Regions from separate parts of the Homo sapiens genome. Here all the other regions are linked to region 1. A link is an interaction called in ENCODE POLR2A ChIA-PET data of the cell type or tissue named here. Cell type or tissue: Caco-2. All regions are shown on one strand. Links, peaks and the distances in the headings refer to the core of each region. The heading gives the core; the rest is flanking DNA. Region 1 overlaps SNX5 (sorting nexin 5). Region 2 overlaps LOC107985440 (a long non-coding RNA gene). Region 3 overlaps PCSK2 (proprotein convertase subtilisin/kexin type 2).

What was found. Peaks named below come from ENCODE experiments on the same cell type or tissue, not always from the same donor. Only the 100,000 strongest peaks of a DNase experiment are listed, where the experiment ranks them.
Region 2: POLR2A ChIA-PET joins it to region 1 with 11 read pairs; 5 of 35 experiments call an interaction of 5 or more read pairs at or near these places.
Region 3: POLR2A ChIA-PET joins it to region 1 with 11 read pairs; 2 of 35 experiments call an interaction of 5 or more read pairs at or near these places.

Annotation. Positions count from the first base shown.
Region 1 is chr20:17,957,934-17,960,433 of GRCh38, forward strand. The region is part of intron 1 of SNX5 (sorting nexin 5); the gene reads right to left. Among named protein-coding and RNA genes, the nearest start is that of SNORD17, 3.8 kb to the right of the region's middle. In Caco-2, for the core only: no CTCF peak of the experiment used is centred there; DNase peaks (open chromatin) are centred at 989 and 1,967.
Region 2 is chr20:17,818,975-17,826,102 of GRCh38, forward strand. All of the region lies in intron 2 of LOC107985440 (a long non-coding RNA gene), which reads right to left. Among named protein-coding and RNA genes, the nearest start is that of BANF2, 120 kb to the left of the region's middle. In Caco-2, for the core only: no CTCF peak of the experiment used is centred there; a DNase peak (open chromatin) is centred at 3,167.
Region 3 is chr20:17,453,744-17,460,871 of GRCh38, forward strand. PCSK2 (proprotein convertase subtilisin/kexin type 2) reads left to right here. Exons shown (of 12, transcript NM_002594.5): 9 at 1-214; 10 at 2,605-2,705. Among named protein-coding and RNA genes, the nearest start is that of BFSP1, 74 kb to the right of the region's middle. In Caco-2, for the core only: no CTCF peak of the experiment used is centred there; no DNase peak of the experiment used is centred there.

The DNA of each region.
Region 1 (2,500 bases), core at 1-2,500:
CTCAATTAACTGATTTTCTGAGCTGGAAATTGAGAGGAAAAAAACTACCTAACTCCATTTCTGCCCGTCAAAAAAAAAAAAAAAAAAAAGAGAGGAGAGAACAGTGGCAGCACTAATAGGAACTGGGCTATTAGGGAAAAGTGACTTAAATAAAAGTACATTAAAGCAGACAAGGTGGTGGTCAATCTGAAAACCTGACACACAAGGCACGAGGAACTCATAGCGTAAGCATCTCATTGCCCCATTCCTTTTACTGTAAGGAGTGCTAAAGTAAAGTTGTCATAACACTGGATTACCCAAAGCACGGAATGCCAAGTGAAGATTACAATTAAGAAGATGAGGTATTTCACTCCAAATTTCCCTTTGGGTCCCTTTCTTCAAAATAAAAAGTTCAAGACTAAAAACTTATGTACTTAACCTCTAAAACTTGAAAATCTGGTCAATCAGCTATAAAAAGACTAAATATATTCACTAAAAGCACATGGATTACTTAAGTTTCAAGTACTCCCTTTTTCCTTAAGCACTGTATATTTATAATTCTGAAAGCCAGAGGGAGCCTATTACAATGGCTTTCCTCCAAAAAATTAAGCTCAAGTAGTCACCAGAAGTTGATTTTAACATCAACTATTAGTAAGATCAAAACAGATACTTTTGAGTCCTCACATCTCAACCTAAGTATTTTTCTTCCACATGAATTCTTGATAACTCCTATGAAATATCTGCTTGTCTGGCTTAATTTTCACATGTCCATTTGTGAGATCTCTGCAAACAAAGATAAAGCTTCAAGGTCTGCGACTTCATTTGATCATAACTGACTCCAGCTTTGGCGTATTTTCTGATAAGAGCTTCCTTCCTTCTGCTAAGTTAACACTGGCAAATACAGCCTTTAAAAATACCTCAAATCATTAACTGAGATGTGATTGCAGAGGCTATACCAACGACTCTACTGATCTTAGGCTTATCTGTCAAGGTCAGGCAGGCCCAAGAACAGGAATAAACAGAGCCAGGCCTAAGAAGTAGCCATGGTCTCTGGAGGAGACATAGGACAGCTCACAGGACAGGTCTAAGGTGCCTTTCCCAGAGCTCAAAAACTGCCACATTTCCTAAGATTCCATTTCCTAAAGTCACAAACCCTGACTTCTAGCACTGCTCAAATGAATATGCTGACAGTTCCATTTTCGCTCACAAGCCCAGCAAACTCAGTGAGCCTGTGAACTCCACATGGGATACCCTTGGAATTCGAATAGGAGGACCCAAGGGGGATGTAATCAAGTAAATGGAGCTCATTTGTGCACCACAGTTAAAGCTGCAATGGATGCTACCAGCTGCTTTAGCTGCTTTTCGTTCCTCTGAATAATTATCTTCTCTTTTCGTCCCTTTCCCCATGTAGAGGTAATACCCCCGACTATACCTGTCTTCCTTTCTGGTTAGTATAGAAACATATTTTTTGTTTCAGAATGTGATGAAGACAAAAAGAAGAAAACCACTAGGTTATGAGTGACTGCAACCACAGCATATCAAACATCCGAGGTTCACTAGCAGCCATTTTGCCCAGACATTTCGCCCTAGGAAGGGATTCAAGCAAAACTCCAATCACTTGACATGACAGTCCTAACCACCAAATAAGCAAATAATGCAATGTTGTATTTGGGCCTTAAAGAACTGTCTAAAAGAGAGTATTGGCAAAACCCCTCAGCATCCAGGCCATCATTAACTCAATGTCCCCCAGGCGCAAGTTAAATGAACTTTCTCATATTATAGCATATAACCCTCCAGATGAGACAAACATGGGTAGAAACTTGTGAAATGACTAGAGCTTCTAAGTCAGCATTTGTACTCTCACTCGGGAAGCATCAAGTGTGACCAAAAGTTCAGCATTCCTTCTGCTTAGTCAACAAACCCACTCCACAGTGCTACAGAACTTGCTAAATAATTGCCAGGCTCCACTCTTCCCCTCTCACTTGCCTCTGCCTCCATCCCCCCTTAAGCTTGAAGGGCTCAGAGTACTCCTTAGCCCTGCTGGCCAACACTTGAGTCTCTGACTTAGGCCACAGATGTTACAATGCTTACAGTGGCCGTTTACAACAGTTAACAAAGCAGGCTTTAGAACCAAGTCCAGCCTTGGGCATGCCGGACCTTTACCATGCAAAGTTTTACCTCTTTTCCAGATCCCTTAGGTCACTTGTAAGAATCAAATTGAAAATATACCTACTCTCAAATAATTTAAGTTTTAAAACTGACTTCTGGCTGGGTGTGGTGGCTCACGCCTGCAATCCCAGCAATTTGGGATGCCAAGGTAGGCAGATCACTTGAGGTCAGGAGATCGAGACCAGCCTGACCAACATGGTGAAACCCCGTCTCTACTAAAAATACAAAAAGTGGCCAGGCACGGTGGCTCACGCCTGTAATCCCAGCACTTTGGGAGGTGGAGGCAGCTAGATCACAAGGTCAGGAGATCGAGAACATCTTGGCCAACACGGTGAAACCCCGTCTCTACCAA
Region 2 (7,128 bases), core at 1,880-4,379, 140 kb before region 1:
CTATAAAAAAATTTTTTTTAAATTAGCTGGGCATGGTGGCATGTGCCTGTGGTCCCAGCTACTCAGGAGGTTGAAGTGGGAGGATCACTTGAGCCCAGGAGGTCAAGGCTGAAGTGAGCTATGATCACACCACTGCACTCCAGCGCACGCAACAGAACAAGACTGTATCTTAAAAAAAAAAAAAAAAAAATTCCAGGGCCCCAGGTACATGAAATATGGCCCAGAAGGTCTCAGGCCCTGAGTAGACATGATCCCACAGCAACCAGACTCCTCAGTCTGTGGGGAGGGGCAAGGCCAGAGGAGGGCCAGAGAAGGGCCCTCTACAGTACTGGGTGCGGGGTAGGGCCCCCTACTTGTGAGGGTCTAGGGCTGTATTGGTATGACCTTGGGATGCTCTCAGTGTGTGAGTCTGCTCAGGCTGCCGTCACAAACATCACGGACTGGGTGGCTTAAACAGAAATGTATTCTCATCTGGAGGCTGGAAGTTCAAGATCAAGTTGTCAGCAGGGCTGGTTTATCCTACACCTTTGGCTTGCCTTCTTACTGTCTTCATGGCCTTTTCTCTGTGCATATGAACTTCTGCTCTTTTCCTCTTCTTCTAAGGACACTAATCATATCAGATTAGGGCCCCACCCTTATGATCTATGACTCATTTAACCTTAATTACTTCTTTAAAGACCCTACCTCTAAATATAGCCACATTTGGGGGTGAGGGCTCCAGCATACATATTCTGGGGGAGACACAATTCATTCCATAGCACTCAACCTCTCTAAGCCTCAATTGCCTCATCTGTAAAAAGGAGATGATAATAAGGCTTGCTCCATGAAGATGGTGTAAAGATTAATTGGAATAAAGCAACTAAAATGCCCAGCCCAGTGTCTGAAACATAGTAAGTTAAGTAAGCACTGCTGTGTAACAAATGACTCCAAGGCTTAGTGATCCAAGACAACCCCCATTCTACTATCTCTCACAATTTTATGGATTGGGAATCTGGGCAGGGCTGGGTTGGGCAACTGTTCTGCTCCTCATGGCTCTAGGACAGTCCCTTTGTGTCTAGAAGGTAAGTTGGCTGGTTTGAAGGAGCTTCACTTACATGTCTGGTGCATTGGTGGGGACAGCTGGAAGGCTGATCTTAGCTGGGATATTGATCAGAGTACCCACACGTGGCCTCTTCAGGATGACCAGCCCAGGGTAGTCAAACTTCTTACAAAGGTCAAAGCTCCCAGAGCAGGAGTCCCAGCAGTGGAAGTGGAAGCTGCCAGACACAGACACCTAAGGCCTGGCCCAGAAACTAGTATGGCAGCACTTCCACCATTTTCTACTGGCCAAGTGCCCACAGAGCCTCTCCAAATTCAGCAAGAAGGGACACAGACCCCACATCCCAACAAGAAGAGTAGCAAAGAATGTGTGGCCATCTTTAACCTACCACAGCATCCAGGAAGTATTAACTATTGTCATTTTTCAAACATGGAAGGTAAAAAATGGGAGGCCACAAGAGTGGTGGGGTCCTTGGTGGTCTTTGACACCCGGAATAGAAAAGGGTGAGTTTTTGGTACTTTTAATGTTCAGAGCCTCTCCCCTCTCTCATGACTCCACTACCTTACCCATCTCACGTCCAGTTTCAGGGACCCTTGCATCACACGAGTTAAACTTCAGCTTAAAGTTCCTGTTGAGTGCGGTGCCTGTCAAGAGCTGTTGGTGGGAGACACATGGGCTTTCAGAGATGCCCCGCCCTCCCTCATGAAGCTCGCATCCAGCCCAGGGAATAGGAAGATAAGCAGTGCTGTGCTGGTAGCCAGCTTTCTGGGGGATGGGAGGACCCCGACTTGTAACATTTGCTGATTTCCCTGGCATAAGTAAACCAGGACTGATTTCAAACTGCCAAAATGACTTCGATGAACCCAGAGTTGAGAAGAGATTCCCAAAACTGGCTCTTGCAAGCTGATGCGTGCTTGTTCCAAAGATGGAAACAAGGCAGGGTCTGGTGAATGCCAAGCATAAACTGCAGGAAAGAGTGGGTCCAGTTGGGGGTAGGATGACGGGGAGGAGGCATTCGGGATGAGGCTTGGAGAATGGGTAGAAATTACTGAAGGAGGACATTCCAAGCAGGAGGAACAGCATTAAAAAAGATCTAAAGGGGGCCAGGTGCGGTGGCTCACGCCTGTAATCCCAGCACTTTGGGAGGCCAACACGGGCGGATCACGAGGTCAGGAGATTGAGACCATCCTGGCTAACACGGTGAAATCTTGTCTCTACTAAAAATACAAAAAATTGGCCGGGCGTGGTGGCAGGCGCCTGTAGTCCCAGCTACTTGGGAGGCTGAGGCAGGAGAATTGCTTGAACCCGGGAGGCAGAGGTTGTAGTGAACCGAGATTGCACCACTGCACTCCAGCCTGGGCAACAGAGCAAGACTCCATCTCAAAAAAAAAAAAAAAAAAAGAAAAGAAAAGAAAAGAAAAGAAAAGAAAAGAAAAAAGACCCAGAGGCAGGAAAACCCAAGGTATACCAAAGAACATCGAGGGGCAGGGTTTGTAGTGGACAGCACATGAAGGATGGTTAAAGATCTGGGTAGAAAGCCAGGTGCCGTGGCTCATGCCTGTAATCCCAGCGCTGTGGGAGGCCAAGGCAAGCAAATCACTTGAGGCCAGGAGTTCTAGACCAGACTGGCCAACATGGCAAAACCCAGGTCTACTAAAAATACAAAAAATCAGCTGGGCATCGTGGCGGGCACCTGTAATCTCAGCTACTCAGGAGGCTGAGGCAGGAGAATCACTTGAACCAAGAGGCAGAGGTTGCAGTGAGCTGAGATCTTGCCACTGCACTCCAGCCTGGGCGACAGAGGGGGAAAAAAAAAGATCTTGCTGGAAAAGGTGAGGTGGGCTCTAATGATGAAGGGACTTGAGAGCAAAGCTGGGGGGTTAACATGGTTAAAAGAAAAACTTTAGACACATTTAACAAAGTTTAATTGAGCAAGGAAGAATTCTTGAATTGGGCAGCCCCCAAACCAGAATAGGTTCAGAGAGACTCCAGTGCTGCTACGTGGTCAGAGAGGATTTATGGACAGAAAAAAGAAAGCTGCAGCCAGAAGAAGGAAATGTGGTACAGAAACAGCCGGACCGGTTACAACTGGGAGTTTGTCTTACTTAACAGTTGGCCACTTGTGATTGGTTGAAGCTGGGTGATTGGCACAAGAGTAGGTTACAGTCTGTTTACACATCCAGCTAGGTTACAGTTCACTGTGTCTGGAGAAACCTTTAGGCCTAACTTACAAGATGCAGCTTTAGGCCAAACCTAAAAAACATTTACTACGGAGGGCGTCAGAAGGCTTTTGAGCAGGGATTGACATGATCTGGAAGGTGCATTGGAAGTGGGGTGAACTTGGAAAGTGGGACCCCCTGAAAGGAGACAAGGAGGTGGGACTGCCGATGGAGCAGAGGAGAGTGGGCCCAGCTGCATAGATTGGCTCTACCGTGGAGATGTCAAAGGTGTGGGCTGCGAGGCTGAAAGCCAGGATAGGGGATGATTTGCTCGGAGGAGCTGTTCTCCAGGGAAATCAGAAATCTTCATGGTCAAGTCTTGAAAAGTTTTGGTCTCCAGACAAAGGTTTCCAGTGGCAGCTCCTGGGGAGAATCTGGAAGCTAGGGACTTCCCCAAGGCCTTCTTTCCAGTAAGCAGCCCCCTGCAGCCACCGCACAGACCCCCTCAGGCCTCAGGTCCCTCTTGGGCCCGTCTCCACTGTGACAAGGGGAAGCCAGGACAGGGAAAGCTCACGGTGAGTTTGAACTTGAGATGCCTGGGGCTGGCAGATCAGTGCTTTGTTCCTCTGTCCTGTAGTATTCCACCAACCCCCTGGCACTGTCCTGAATGACACGTGTGTTCCTTACACACGTGCCATGCTCTACAGCCCATCTAGTGCGTCGGGAGGCAGCATCCCATTTAATCCATGCACATCCTGTCTGAGAGTCGCTATTTATAAGCCCATTTCATAGGTGAAGGAGCTGAGGCCCAAAGAGGTGAGAGACTTCAACAGGCAGTATGTGGCAGAACGAGGGCTCACAGGGCCTAACGCTTGCGCCTTGGAAGGTTCAGCCTGTCTGGGGACACAAAACTTGCACTCACGAAATAACTGGAGGGAAATAACTGGAGGGAAATAAAGAAGAGCTCTTTCTGGGGTCTTTTCCAACTCAACAACCCTGACGACCCCGGCTCTAGAAAAGTCCCTTGGGGAACCCTGCCAGGACAACCTGTTTCATCTCTAAGTGTTTATTACACAAACATATCTCTTATCCTTGATCCAAATGAAATCACCGCCATTCATATGTAACCAGGATATAACTGGGCCATGCTGGGGCCCATCTAAACACAGTGGCCTTTGAATAAACACAGACCTCTCCCAAAGCCCTGAAAACCTTTTTTTTTCTCAAGTCTCTTGAGCAGGCAAACATAGGAGGAGAGGAAAGAGTTGGGGGTCGGGAGCCATGTGCCAAACCCAACGCTGCCCACTGCAAACTTCTTACAGAGTCCTTCTGTCCGTCTCTGTCTCCAAAGCCCACGCCACAGGGCAGGGGCTCACCCAGCCCTCCCTCTCACCCTCAAACTCTCCGCCCTGCCAGCGTCCTGTCTCACTCCCCCTTCTCCCTCCTCCCCCTCCTACAAGCCCTCTTCCAGAGGTTTCCCTTCTGAGAGCAGCTCTAGAGGCTTTATTTTGAAAATCAAGGTAGCCCATTACCCCAGTTAGCACAACGAAGGGCTGGGTTAGGAAGTGGGTGCCTCCTCCAGAGGCCAAGGGAGAGGGGAAGTGTTTGTGGAAGTCCCTTCTTTTACCAGGTGTGGTGAAAAAGATGCTGAGCGGCAGCTAAGGGTACCTGGACTTAGCTCAGTCATTAAGTGTGCGACCTTGAGTAGGTGATTTCACCCTTGGACCTAAGAATAGAAACTGGGTATAGTGGCTCCTCCCTGAGGAGAGTACAGGGAAGAGAGACGCAGTGAACTTTGAACCCACTAGGTTTGGAGATGAAGAGTGGTTCCTGCCAATGGCACAGCCTTCATCTGATCATAAGGAAACAGACAGACCTGAACTTGAGAGCATTTCCTGAAACAATGGGTCCTTTAAAATGCCAGGGCCATGAAGGACAAAGGAAAAAGACCAAGAGACAAGACAGTGGAGGGCAGGGTGTAATCCGGGATCAAATCCTTGACGTGGGGAGGGAGTTTCTATAAGGGACTGTACATCAGATAGTAGCTATGAGTCAGTGTTCTATCTCTTGAATTTGATAAATTGCACCGCAGGTGTGTAAGAAGATGTCTTCATGTTTAGGAGATAGATGCTGAAATATTTAACGATAAAGGGGCAGGAGGTCTCCAACTTTCTAAAGTGTTTCAGAAATTAATAACAGTTTGCGTATATATATGTGAATACGTGTATATACACACATATATAAGAGAGAGAGGCAAATGTTACAAGTTGGGAAACCTGGATGATTTTTGTCTCATTTTTATAAGTTTTTTTCTAAGTGTGAAAGTATTTCAAAACAAAAAGTTAAAAAATAAAAATTGAAAAAAGCAGCGATACATAAGCGCTCTGAGTTTTATGAATTTTAATCAATTAAAGAAGCTTGTTGTTACTCCATTCAGTCATTCATTCAACAAATATTGGCTGAGCTCCTACACTGTGTGGGACACTGTGCTAGGTGTCAGGATGCAGCGAACAAAAGGCCCGGCCTAGCGACCAGACCAAGGTTGGGTCTGCAGTGCATTCCAGGGGCCTCCCCATAACCCCCAACCCCTCCCGCTTTGAGACCCAGGCTCTCCTTGCCCTAGAGGCCAGGCTGTCCCTGCTGCCAGGGGGCCCTTCCTGAGAACTGCCCTCACCTGAAGAGACCCACTTTGACCAAGCTTATGTCCCCTCCTGGCATCCAATGTCTGGTCATTTGGGCCCCCTTGCCTGGACTGGAATAACTCCAAAGACTATCCCAGCTTCAGATCTCCCACAGGGCCAGCTCCAGCCCTCATGGTGACAACATCGCAGTTCAACTCCTCCCTCTGCCCAAGAGCACTGTCCGAAAACTTCCTGCATATAACCTCTGTCTCAGAGTTTGTGTCCGAGGAACATGGTCATTACAGAGTCCCAACAGGAAACAAATGTCACAATCAAATTAAGAGAATTCCAGATGACTTATTAAAAGGACTGTTTACAAAGGTATGGGCAGGGTGTATAAGACCACCAAGAAAAATGCAGTGACCTGGGGCTAGGAACAATTAAGCCTTTACCAAAGGAGATAGCTACGTGGAAAAGGCAACCGTTGGCGGAGTAAGGTCCTTCAGCTGAGACTCAACCAGCCCGAGATGACCCAGCAGAGACGGAGCCACAGGAATAAGCAAATGCCTTTCCTCACTCTCCTCGTCCCCTTCCTGCTACTCCTGCCCGGGCCCCCCATTGGCCACACCCAGCCGGAAGTCTGAAGAAGGATGAGGGTGGCTCTGGTGGCGGACGGAAGACCTCAGTACAGAGTCCCATACAGCACCCGAGCTTGACCCCTCTGGGAGTGTCTGATGAAAGCTCTGGACTCTCCCCAGGAAATGGATCATAAATACACACACACAATTTTACACTTAATTTTAAGGAATTCATGGCTGCTCTCCCAGGAAGCCCAGGCACCCGAGATTAAACACCACAGTGCTATGAAGTGGTAGAAGCAGAGGCACAAAACACGAGTGATTGAAGAAGGGAAGAGAAAAGCAGAAAGAAAGGGAGGGGCACTGATGTCCTCATCTTACAGAGCTGGGAATCAGCGACTGCTGTCAGAAGAGGAAATGCTCATGCAGGAGTCAAAAATAGTCATGAAAGTTCAGACATTGGGAGTAGTGAGCTAAATGCTCATCTTAGGTATTGGGGAGTGAATAGCTGTTGTCTAAAGATGGTAACTGAGGAACGGAGGTATAAGTATGTGATTTGGAGTGTGGAGAAAATCCATAAACAGCAACTGGCAAAAGATGCTGTCTTGGGGGAGTAGGACTGGGAGTGAACAGGGGCAAGTACAGCAGGAGAGACACGATTGCTTTTCATTGTAAGCCTTTCTGATGTAACTGAGTTGTTGCCACTATATAACACACACACACACACACGC
Region 3 (7,128 bases), core at 2,053-4,552, 500 kb before region 1:
CCGCGGCGGCAAAGGCAGCATCTACGTGTGGGCCTCCGGGGACGGCGGCAGCTATGACGACTGCAACTGCGACGGCTACGCCTCCAGCATGTGGACCATCTCCATCAACTCAGCCATCAACGACGGCAGGACTGCCCTGTACGACGAGAGCTGCTCTTCCACCTTGGCTTCCACCTTCAGCAACGGGAGGAAAAGGAACCCCGAGGCCGGTGTGGTGAGCACGTCCCCTTCTGTCCTTGTTTCCTTAGGGCCACTGCACCTCTGTGTCAGGGTGGGATGCTGGGACACTGGCTTGCTCCCCTCCTGTCCCCTCCCTCAGAGCCTGAACTAAGGCTCTGAAGGGAAGACCCCTTTTCTCTATGCCCAGTCCTGCTTTCTAACAAAGCACAGACCTCCCATCTGCGAGCTAGTAGCATGATCGGTGAGGACTCCTTTCTGGATCGTTTTCCATAGATTTTCTTGTTTATTGTTTCTGGCTTACAAGTAATGATGAAGTCTGGTTTACCAATCAGTTGCCCCATTCCATCACTTACAAGAATAACTAACTCATTGTAAGAACCAAGGCATCACACTGTAACCCTGTCTGAAACAAGAACCCATCTGTTTATTTATAGCAATTTAAAAAACAACATTCACGGATGGACTTTTCTGGATCCATAAACCCCGTAAAATTGCACACACATCTGTTATTTTCTCAGGGAAAGAGTTGTGATTTTCATCATATTTTAAAATGGAGCCATGATTTTTAGAACAAAAAGATTAATAATCACAGATTTATTGTTTGTTGCTCTTTTCTGAGCAAAGAAAAAAAAATCTTCCTTTCTTGGCAACTAGGTATAATGGTGAATTTTCCAAGCCCCTGGGAAATACATCATCTGTAAAGCATAATAAGCTTTTTTGGATCTTTTCCTCTCTGGAGATTTTGCTCACAGATCAGCCTTTTCTTACACCTCCAAACCAGGATTTAGTAGGTGGTTCAGTAGTCATGCATGAATTATATCCTGACTGGCTGCACCCATCTCCACTGAGGCTTCTTGAGACAGGAGGACAGGAGCTCAGGACAAAATCATTAGTACCATCCAGTGTTTCGATCCCACGCTCCCACGTGGGATCCCAACTTGGCAAGATGGCCATGCCCCTGCGTGAGCGAGGAGAAGCCCTTTACCTGGAAGGGACGCAGACCTTAAAAGCCTGTCCTTCCCACGAGCCCTCCTGCATTCCCCCTTGGTCTTGGGGAGGATGAAGAATGTGCCAGCTCCTCCCAAACAGAAGGGGGCTTTGACCCCTCTTATCCTGTAAGCTGTATGGACAGAAAGGGAGAAGGGCAGAGCAGACAGGGACAGGTGAGGTGACACTTCACTCTCACGCCTGAAAGCTCCACTCCCTACCCCAAAGACCTCTCAGTGGTGTAAATTTGTCCTCGACCCGTATTTATGACTCTTTCTACTTGGGCTGGCTAAAGGCCTTGAGTTTCCTGTGAGTACTATAATTTTGCTCAATAGATGCCCTTAAACCTCCCTGGTAATTTCTTCCTCAAAATAATAAGCTCTCTTGAGGATCCTACAGACAGAGGAAGAATTCCCGTCGTTTATACATGATTTTAATGAACACCCTGGCTCTCACAAACATTGAAAATGAGGTTTTTCACTTTGTGAAAGTCCTTTAAAAATCTGTTTACCAGTCTCCCCTCTAAATAAGAGTTGTGGAGGTGATACCCACATATTGGGTTGTCTTGACTCAACACATCTCAGAATCTCTCCGTGGATTTTAGATGTAGAGAAACATGTTTTAATAGCCTGCCCTTCTAGAGAGACTTTAGCTGAGCATGTTGATTCTTTCCTCTTCGGGAATGCCTTCTTTCCCCCAAGAAGGAAAAAGAAATGCTGATGAAGTGGCCTTTGGCCTTTCAAGGGCCAGTCCCAATGCAACAAAACTAGGGTGGGGGTATTGACATCACTTTCCACTTCATAATGTTTCCTTTTAGGTTTCAGGAAATAAATCTCTCTGTAGTCTCTGGAATAGCCACAGATATGCTTCTTTGAACAACTCATTTATCTTGTGGACACTGTAACTATAACTGACTATATATCCCCTTTTACGTGGGCTACTAGGAAGCTCAGATAAAATCTAGGGCAAAAGAGAGGCATATGGATGCTAAGTTTATCCTTAGTTTCATCTTAATCTTCTTGGGAACAAAGCATAGGTTAAATAAAAGGAGTAGGCTGGGGGCAGTGACTCATGCCTGTAATCCTTTGGAAGGCTGAGGCAGGTGGATCACCTGAGGTCAGGAGTTTGAGACCAGCTTGGTCAACATGGCGAAACCCTGTCTCTACTAAAATTACAAAAATTAGCCGGGCATGGTGGCACGTGCCTGTAATCCCAGCTAATTCAGGAGGCTGAGGCAGGAGAATCGCTTGAACCTGGGAGGCGGAGGTTGCCATGAGCCAAGATCATGCCACTGCACTCCAGCCTGGGCAACAGAGTGAGGCTGTCTCAATAAATAAATGAATAAATAAAAGGAGTAGATAATCCCCTGCTCCACATTGTGCGGGGGTTCAAAATAGCGTGATTTATCCACTCATTACTCATTATCTTCCCTTCCAGGCAACCACAGATTTGTACGGCAACTGCACTCTGAGGCATTCTGGGACATCTGCAGCTGCCCCCGAGGCAGCTGGTGTGTTTGCACTGGCTCTGGAGGCTAAGTATGTTCATAGCTCTGGGTCCAGGGCCAGCTCTGCAGGGTGGACTAACACGTGTCTCTCTGCCCACATGCCAGGTGTCCATGGAGGGAAAAGTTGATGTGAGAGGCCATGAATAGTCAGGGCCAATGAACTCTGCTGTGCATTTCTAAGTGGCCCATGTGCCCACCAGCACACGTGCGTGTGCATACACACACACACGCACACACCATAAAACCACATTCCTGGGAGCACACAACACCCAGCAGCACGTATTAGCAACTTACTCAGATACCCAGTGAAGGCACAGAGATATTTCTTTCTTCATCAAATTTACCCCTCTATCCTCTGTGTATCCCTGGGCTCTTCTACTCCAGTGATATTCACAATCAGCTACTTGAAGACAAATCAAATTGCCAGGCTGGTGTTTCAGAACATGTGGCAAACAAAGTGGTCCCACTCAAGATTTGTTAATTTGTGAAGTGGATTCACTTTTTAACACTGAAACAAGATAGGCAAAGTCACGCAGTGTAGACCAAGATATGGGCTTTCCTGGGAGACCTTCCAAGCTGAAGGTAAGAGGAGACCATCTCCTATGTCCTCACCATCCTATGGAGAGGCCACATATTGCTACTGCTGGACACACCTTGGATTTGAGTAGCAGTGGAGGTACCTGCCCACCTGCTACTCTACTTTCTTTTAATGATACCTGAGGCTGGCCTTATGTTCACAGAATGAACACATGGGCTTCAGACACCACACACATAGTGTGAGTGTAAGTGCCGGCTGTGTAGGGAATTGTCAGAGAATGCAGTTCCCAGCAACTTGTGAGAAGTTGGATTCAGTCTCTTGGGGAAGGAGAGTAGAGTTGCTAGGCAACCAGGGCTCCCAGCATCAATCTCTAGGCAGCCCTGCTTGTCTCTCTCCACATAGGCAGTGCATTTTCTGATTTGCAAAGGAGGCAGGAGTTGGTTCCTAGAATAGAAAGGGGCTTCAACAGATTACCTAGTTCAACCCTCTACCTTCACAAGAAAAGGCATAATTATCCTCCCTTTACAGATAAGACCCCAAATTGAGAGTGACTTCTCTTTTTGGACAAGTCTAAACTTTGACTCTTCTAACAAAATTCAGATAGAAAATTTATGATGCCAAGACACTGGTCAAAGCTCAACTATTAGGCACAGAGACCTCTGCCCTATCAAGCACAGAAAACAAAATTTACTCATATCCAATGTACATTTCCTGAAGATAAAACTGTTCATCTCAGGGTCTGAGTGGGCCCTGGAGCCTGAGCTGGCCTTGCTCACTGCATCCGCAAGGAGACAATTAGCACAGCCTGCTGCCTGTAGCTGAGCTGTGCAGAGCCAGGGAACAGGAGTGCTCCAAAAGCGAGAAGGGTTTCCGGTTGCCCTTTCAACCTCAGAAGTCAGGACTTGACTCACAGTCTTCTGGATTTTTGACAAACAAAATCCTATGCCTATGCCTAGATCCATAGGCACACAAATGGAAGACCTAAATAAATCAAAGTGGGGGAGTGAGGCTGCTGGACTCCTAGAGATTCATGGCTCTGCCTTGATTAGTCACCATTCTTTTAGCACATACGTCCAGATATCCTACAGAAAAGAATGCAGTCACCATTCAGGCATGCTTTGTTTTGAAGCAATGATCATGAACTTAATATTCTCTGCTGGCATAAAGAGGAAAAAAATATAACACCTGGCAGCTTGTGGGTAAGTCCATCACGGGAGCCGGTCCTAAAATTCTTCAAAATACCAACTTTCTGAGGTTGGAAGCAGACCCTGAGATGAGATTTTGGTGCAAGTGATTTATTAAGGAAGGGATCCCAGGAAAGGCAGTAAGGGAGTAGGGGAAACAAGTTAGGGATGGGGAAGAATCCAAGCAAAGGTTCAACTTCAAAAGTTCTGGCCTCAGTCTAATCCCGAGTGTAAATTAGGCCTCAGAGTTTGTTCTACCTCCAGGCAAGGAAGCAGGACTGTCATATTCTTATATGAGTCAGTCATCGGCTAAGAGCTACTCTGGAGAAGTAAACTCCAAGGCATCTCTAGCTTTAGGCAAAGCGGCTCCAATAGCCAAAAGTGAAAACCATTGGTCAGGATGAGATACTCCAAATGAGAGCCCAGAGGGATGAGGAATAGGGCCTCCACAGAGCAGTCCCAAAGCTCATCTCTCTCTTATCTTGAGATAAGGTTACAGGAAGTCCTCATGCATAACAACAAATTATCTAAATGTATGTCCATCAGGACCTTGAAAGAGAGAGAACAACACTTCCCCCATCATGACTGTAGGGGAGAAAAAGAAAACCATCTCTCTCTCCTAACCAGTTGTCACTTTGTAGTTTAATATCATAATGTACTTTTCTGCCTAATGCTTGAAAATGCCTACTTGAGTCACAGGAAATATTGCTCCCATCTCCCAGTATCACCAATATCAGAGAAATTTCAAAGAATTTTAGTGGGGGATGACTGCCACCTTCGAATATTTAGGTTTCTCTCATATGACCTGGTGCTTTCTCTGTGGTCCTAGAGGGTGAGCTAGGCTCGAGGGGTAGATGTCATAAGAAGATCAGTTTTTGACTCAAGAAAATCATCTGGAGTAAAGTGGTCCACATGCTGGACTGGAACAACATTTCCAAAACTGACCTTCCAGGGGATGGATTTTTAATGTAAACTCTTTAGCGAGTATAGTATATAGAAAGAAATTCATTAGGTGTGGCTCCATGACATTTTAACTAAATGAACAGACCCATGTAGCCAGCACCCAAATCAAGAAACAGACGATTTATGTGCCCTGTTGCTCAGCAGTGCAAGAGATTCCTCCATGTTCCTGTATGTAGTTATAGGTCGTTCATTCTCATTGTTGAATATCATTCCATTGTATAAATGGATATTTGGATTGTTTCCATTTGGGGCTACTATGAGTGATATTGTTAGGAACATTCTTGTACATGCCTTTTGGTGAACATACAGATACATTTCTGTTGAGCGTCTACTAGGGAGTCAAAATGTTGGGTCATTAATATACATATGTGCAATTCTAGTAGATATCGTCAAATAGTTTCCTGAAGTGGGTGTACCCATTGACCCTACCTTGAGCAGTATATGAGAATTACAGTTGCCCCACATCCTTGCCAAAATGTGGTATTATTAGTCTTCTATATTTTAGCATTCTTATGGATGTGCAGTGGAGTCATATTATAGTTTTAATTTGCACTTCCCTCATAGCTAGTGAAATTGAGCACACTGGGTAAAGTTTTTTAAAAAATACATTCCCAAGCCTCACCCAAGCCTCATAGAATACAAATCCCTAGGGATGGGTGGCCCAGGAACCTGACTTTTCAATGCCTGTTCCCCGGGAATACTTAAGCTGCCAGCCTGTCGCTGATCTGTGAACTAGGGTGTGAGGATGATCAATAAGGCAATAGCTCTGTGAATCTATGACTCTGGGTGCAGAGTGTGGGTAGCTGGCTTCTGCCTCTGATTAGGTGTTGGTATTCAGTCAAGATTTAATGTTTCTGCATGAAACAACGAATCCAAATAATAACAGAGACAAGGGTTTATTTCTCTGTCATGTGAAAGAAAATACAGAGATAAGGAACCCAGGGCTGGTTTAGGGTACCGGGGTACCATTGTGAATCAGGGAATCCAGCTCTTTCTAGCTTTCTGCTCCTTTGCTCTGCCACTTTCATGTTCTCTAGACGTGCTGGAACTCCAGCCACCATGTTTACATTTCAGGCAGGAAAAGGAGAAGCACAAAGGGCAAAAAAATAAATAAATAAACAAATAAAAGAGAGAGAGAGAAGGAGAGAGAGAAAGAAAGAGAAAAATAAAAAAAGAAAGAAAGAAAAGAAAGAAGGAAACCAGCTGAGTCAGCCATGTTGAAGGGGTTTTCCAAGGAGCCCCACCCAGTGGCTTCTGCTTATTTCTCATTGGCTAGAACTGTCACATGACCACCGCCACACTTCAAGGGAGGCTGGGAAATGTAATTTTATAGCTGAATGCATTGCTGTTCTGAATAAAACTGAAGTTTTCTTAATAAGGAAGGAGAAAAGATAGATATGGAGGGAAATACAACTGCTAATGTCTTCTGGCATCTAAGTGGACAATCACTCATCTCTGGATCTCTATTGTCTTATCAACAAAAGGTAGCAAGTTAGATCATCAATAAGGTTCCAATGACTTCCTGGAATATTTTAGCTCTGCTTCTGAAATATTGTTTTTTTAGGGAAGTTAATATTTTAATTGGATGTCTGGTGATTTTTAAGGTTGAATATGCCTTAAAGCTGAAAAACGTTCATTTACATACTTTTAAATATTGAGGTCAATACTTAGGAAATAGTAATCTAATTTACTTTAACTTCTGATATATGTGATATATGTTATCATTAATAATAATAAAGTCTTTTTATTCAGTGTCCAGCACTGTGCTA